Linked DNA regions of Homo sapiens: region 1 is linked to region 2. The links are chromatin loops, found by intact Hi-C in ENCODE. Cell type or tissue: PC-9. All regions are shown on one strand. Each heading gives the region's core, and the rest is flanking DNA. Links, peaks and the distances in the headings are about the cores only. Region 1 has its middle 320 kb from the start of LINC01648. Region 2 overlaps LOC107984933 (a long non-coding RNA gene).

The links. Peaks named below come from ENCODE experiments on the same cell type or tissue, not always from the same donor. Only the 100,000 strongest peaks of a DNase experiment are listed, where the experiment ranks them.
Region 1: a loop joins it to region 2, with 5 times the contacts of the local background. A loop is called at or near these places in 8 of 110 quality-filtered maps.

What each region holds. Positions count from the first base shown.
Region 1 is chr1:29,712,300-29,715,216 of GRCh38, forward strand. No RefSeq gene overlaps it. Among named protein-coding and RNA genes, the nearest start is that of LINC01648, 320 kb to the right of the region's middle. In PC-9, for the core only: a CTCF peak has its summit at 1,720 (motif pointing left); no DNase peak of the experiment used is centred there.
Region 2 is chr1:29,512,228-29,515,144 of GRCh38, forward strand. All of the region lies in intron 1 of LOC107984933 (a long non-coding RNA gene), which reads left to right. Among named protein-coding and RNA genes, the nearest start is that of LINC01756, 160 kb to the left of the region's middle. In PC-9, for the core only: CTCF peaks have their summits at 1,250 (motif pointing right) and 1,449; no DNase peak of the experiment used is centred there.

The sequences.
Region 1 (2,917 bases), core at 183-2,682, 200 kb after region 2:
ACCTACTATGTACTGGGCACTGTGCTGGCTTGCTGGCTCTTGGCTTGCTGTAACTCATTTAATATTCAATGAAACAACTCAATGAGAGGAGAACCCGTTTTTGTTTGTTTTAACAAAAGAGGAAACAAGTTCAGAGAAGTTAAGCAACTTGTCCAAGTTCATATAGCCGCTAAGTCGTGGATCAAAGATTCATGCCCAGCACTTCCTGATGTCAAAACTTACGCTCTTCCTAGTTCACTGAAATGAAAGAAGGAGAGAAGAAACCTTTATTGTGAACACTTATTGAGCCCTTTCTAAGAGTCTGGGACTTTGCTTGATAATTCTATTCCAATGTTATACACACTAGGATTCATTACTTGTGTCACCATTTTACAGATGAGGAAACCGAGGCTTGGAGAGGGGACTTGATTGCCTGGGGTCTCATAGCCTGTAAACAGTAGAACCAAGGACTCTGACCCACAGATCATCATCCTTTCCAACATTTTGGGGAGAGAGGAAGAGCCTCATCAGATCACAGTCATCAAGGTGGAGGCTGTAATCTGTGCTAAGAAGGAGGGGTGGGTGAATGGGAAGGCAGTGGCCACTAAAGAGTCATGATTCCTTGAAAGGTGTCACCCTCCTCCTAGGGCCTGGTGGCTGAGGCTGCTCCTGGGTGTCCACTTGCAGTGTGCTGTCACTGGCTGAGGGTGATCACGGGGGCCCTCAACCCCCGTGTGAGCCCACAGCCTTGCCTCTCCGCCAGAGTGTGGCAGGCAGCTGTGGGATGCAGAGGATGTGCCGAAGGAAGCGTCGCATATGGCAGATGGGGAGGAAGGCCTGGGATATAAAACGAGGTCTTGATAGGAAATGAAGGGGAGAGGAGGTGCCCAGGTTTTCAGGGTCCAGGGGTAGTGAAGGGTCCTGGGAGTATGCAGAGCACCATGGGAAGGGGTCCTCAAATACCAAGCCAGAATGACTGCCCTGGAGCCCTCTGGGTCTTGGTGCAGGAGTCATGAGTGTTGATGTAAATGTGGGTCCTGGTAAATGTTTTCTGGAAGCCACTTGAGACAGTGTCTGGGGAACTAGGTGCAGAATCGAGAGAACGAGCAAGGGGCAAGGTGTGAGTCTGACTTTCCTCCTAACCTGCTGTGCAACCTCAGGGAGCTCACACAGCCTCTCTGAGCTTTAGTTTCCCTCTCCAAGTAAAGGATGAGAGTTAAAATCTAGGAGACCTGGCTAGTCTGAGAGTTCTGGATTGTTCAATGTTGTGTCTCCATCATAGTCTTGTGGTTCTAGAAGCTTTAGGACATACATCTTTTGTCATATATATTAGTAAAAATTATTAATTATAGTAAAATACATGTAATGAAATATACCATCTTAACCTTTTTTAAATGTACAGTTCAGTAGTATTAAGAACACTCATGTTGTTATACAGCCATCACCACCACCATCTCCAGAATTTTTCATCTTCCCAAACTGAAACTCTGTACCCATTAAACACTAACTCCCCATTCTCTGCTCCCCCAAGACCTTGGCAACCACCATTCTTCTCTCTGTTTCTATGAATTTGACTCCATCTAGGTACCTCATGGAAGTGGAATCATATACTATCTGTCTTTTTGTGGCTGTCTTATTTTGCTTATAATGTCCTCAAGTTTCATTCATCTTGTAGTTTGTGTCAGAATTTCTTTCCTATTTTAGGTTGAATAATATTCCATTGTGTGTACATGCCAAATTTTGTTTATCCATTCATCCATCTATGGGCAGACACTTGAGTTGCTTCCACCTTCTGGCTATTGTGAGTAATGCTGCTGTGAATATGTGTGATGGTTGATTTGGGATGTCAGCTTGACTGGGTTAAGGGATACCCAGACGGTTACCCATTTTACATATAAGCATTAATTATTCCCAAATGCCCACCCCTGGAGGGTTGCTTTGCACCAGAACCCTGGGAAAGGACTTCTGCTTTGGGTGGAATTCGGGGGTGCTGAGCCCATCTGTCTTGTGCTCTAAGGGAAACCCAGGTGGTTTGGCATTTGATTGAAATGATTGGGCTGCTCCAGGTGTGTCTGTGAGGTGATTGGTGTATGAGTCAGTGGACTGAGTGGGGAAGGCCCGCCCTCAATGTGGACAGGCACCATTCATTCAGCTGAGGGTCTTGATGCAGCAAACAGGCAGGGGAAGGGCAAAGTCTTGCTTCTTCTACCCTTCTCCTATCCTTGGACATCAGAGCTGCAAGTTCTCCGATCTTTGAACTCCACACCAGCAACTCCCTGAGAGGCTTTCAGGCCTTTGGCCTTGGACTGAGAGTCCATTGGCTTCCCTGGTTCTGAGGCCTTCAGATTGAGCTGAGCCACACTACTGGCTTCCCTGGTTCTCCAGCTTGCACATGGCCTATGGTGGGCTGCTCAGCCTCCATAATGGAGTAAGCCAGTTCCTCTAATATGTCTTCTCATATCTCTCTTTATGTCTCCTATCATCAGTTCTGTCTCTCTGGAGATCCCCAACTAAAACTATATGGATATACATGTATCTGTTTAAAACCCAATCTCCACTTCTTTTGGATTTATATAAGGAAGTAAAATAGCTGAATCATATACTAATTCTATTTTTAATTTTTGAATAACTGCCATACTGTTTCCACAGGGGCTGCATTATTTTACATTCCCACCAACAGTGCACAAGGTTCCAATTTCTCCACATCCTCACCATCACTTGTTGTATTCTGTTTTGTTTTGTTTTTGATAGTAGGCATCCTAATGGATGTGGGTGGTGTCTCCCTGTGATTTTGATTTGCATTTCCTTAATTAGTGATGTTGAGTGTCTTTTCGCATGCTTATTGGCTATTTGTATATCTCCTTTGAAGAAATGTCTATTCAAGTCCTTTGTCCATTTAAAAATCTGGTTGTGGCCGGGTGCAGTGGCTCACGCCTGT
Region 2 (2,917 bases), core at 144-2,643:
TAAAATTAAAGACAAAGAAAATATCTTGAAAGCAGTGAGGGAGAAATGACAACCTCTCTGCAGGGGAAAAATATTAGAACAAAAAAGGATTTCTCATCAGAAACCATGGAGGCTAGAGGGAAGTGGCTCAACATTTTTTTCAAGTGCTGAAAGAAAAGAACTGTCAACCCAGAATCCTATATTCAGGGAAAATACCCTTCATAAATGAAGGGGAAATTGACATTTTCAGATGAAGAAAAACTAAGATAATTTGTTGCTAACAGAAACGTACCCTAAAAGAATGGCTAAAACACTCTCTAAATGGAGAAGAAACAGTAAAAGAAGGAATCATAGAACACCAGGAAGAAGAAAGAACACAGTAAGCAAAAGTATGGGTAAATATAATGAACTTTTACTCTCCTCTTAAGTTTTCTAAATTGTATTTGATGGTTGAAAAAAATTATAGCACTTTCTGATGTGGTTCTAAATGTATATAGAAGAAATAGTTAAGAAATTTATATTATTAACGAGGAGGGTAAAGGGAGGCAAGCTTTCTATACTTCCCTCAAACTGGCAAAATGATGACACTAGTAGACTGTGATAAATTATCTATATATTAATGTAATGTAACTGACAGTAACCACTATAGACACTATACAAAGAGATATACTCAAAACCAGTATAGATAAGTCAAAATTGAAGTCTAAAAAAACTATTCACATAACCCACAGGAAGGCAGAAGAAAGAAACAAGGGATATTGGTCTGTAGTTTTCTTTTTGTGTGCTGTCTTTGGCTTTTTTGGTATCAGGGTAGAGGAATGGCTGGTTGAAAGTAACACAAGTTTTTTCAACTGAAAAATGAGGAAATCATAGGCCTCACGTCACAGGAAGGGTTGTGGTTGTGAGGTTTAAGGTAATGCATATAAAACAAATGCATTAATGCCTGGCACTTACAGTATGTAATTCACCTTTAATAAATGATTGCTATAATTTTGTTTAATAACGTAGTGTCACTTCCTAATTCAAGATCGCCCTGGACTGCAGTCTGAATCAACCTATTTTTTTGTAGTATTTAAATTTATAAGTTCCAAAATTGATCTGAAACAGTTTAGTTATACATTGGATGAAATATATTTATAGAAATCAGGATGATGGGGGAAATGAAAGCCTTATGGTTAACTAAATGATATCATCAGGTCTCCATTCTTGGCTCTGGTCTCCACCATGCCAGCCTCACACACAGACAGGCTCTCTCCTCTAGATGGCTCCATGGTTCCACGCTCACACCCTGTGGTCTCTGATTCCACGGACAGGGCCGGAATTCAGCCTGATTGGCTCAGATTGGGTCATGTGCTCATGCCTGAACCAGTCACTGTGGCTGGGGAAGCAAGGCTCTGATTGGCTAGACCTGGGGTTCTGGCTACCCCTCCATCTGGGGTGGGGTGATTTCTGCAGGACCCCTTAGGACCGAGAGGGTTTCTCCAGGGAAATAAGGAGGCTATTATCAGAGGCGAGCCTTCTGGTGGGGTGGGCAGAATCAGCAGATGTTGGTGGTGGCTGGAGTCACAGATGGGCTTTTAGTTTGCTAAAGCTGCCATAACGATGTGTCACAAACCGAGGGGCTTCAAGGACAGAATGTATTGTGTTCCCTCATAGTTCTGGAGGCTAGAAGTCCCCATTTAAGGTGCCAGCAATGTGAGTTCCTTCTGAGGGCTGTGAGGAAGAATACGTTCCATGTCTTCCCCTAGCTTCTCGGGGATGGATGGCTGGCAATCTTCGGCGTCCCTTGGCTTGTAGAAGCGTTACCCAATTGCTGCTCCCATCTTCATATGGCATTCTCTTGGTATGTGTGTCTCTACGTCCAGGTTTCCCCTTTTTACAAGGACACTAGTTATATTGAATTGGGGCCCACCCCAATGACCTCATTTTAAATTGATTGCCTTTCTTTGTAAAGGCCCTATTTCCAAATGAGGCCACATTCTGAGGTGCTAGGGATTAGGCTTTCGACATATAAATATTTGGAGGACACAACCCAAGCCATAACAGGCGTGACAGCTGGTACCCACCCAGATCCTCTTGACTGACCAGGGCACCAATTCTTTCTGGCTGCAGTGAGTATTAACCTCAGCTCAAGAGCGCTGACTGCAGACTCACCTTGCAAAGGCTAAGAGGTTAAACTCTCCCCACACGGTGACCTTCAGCTAATGACACAGGGTTCAAAAAAATCTATCTCACTGCCCAGGGCAGGAGAGCCGTGTGGTGCCACAGATGACGTTCCAGAGCTCCCCGTGGGCTCAGGCTGGGGGTGAACTCGCGTTGAGCCCATGCCCTGGTCTGGCTTCTTGCCTGCCCTCTGCTGCTTCCGTCACTCCCGTTCTCCTGAGGGTATGCCCTCCACAATCCCACACATCCCCACACATCTCCGTCTCAGGCTCTGCTTCTAGGGAGACCGACCTATATGGAATCTTCTGGAACAGCCATCCTCGGGCACCTGCCATCCTGTAGATCACGTTCTCTCTGTGAGGGGCTGATTCAGAAAGGGCTCTGTTGCCAAGCTCCCAGCAAGGCAGGGCTGGCATCGTGGGGTCTTGCAACCCAAGTTCCCGCTGCTCGTTTGTCGCAATTCTTCCCATGTCTGCTCAAGGTCCTCATGAAATCCGTCGTCTCCATATAATTTCCACATATCTCTCTGCTCTAGGTTTGATTAACAGCAAGTTATAAACAAATTTCAGGAAAAAGGAAACCAGCATCTCCCCAGGGCAGCCAGAGTCTATTGGCAGATGGCAAATTGCTTTGCAGCCAATATTTTTGTTTGCTTGATTTTTATACAGATAAAGAACTAAGCTAATTAATATACATTTCTTATCATCTTTAGGTCTTGGGAACCTCTTTGCTCCATAGTGAATTGATTACCAGGTTTCAATAAAGGGTCTGTCTT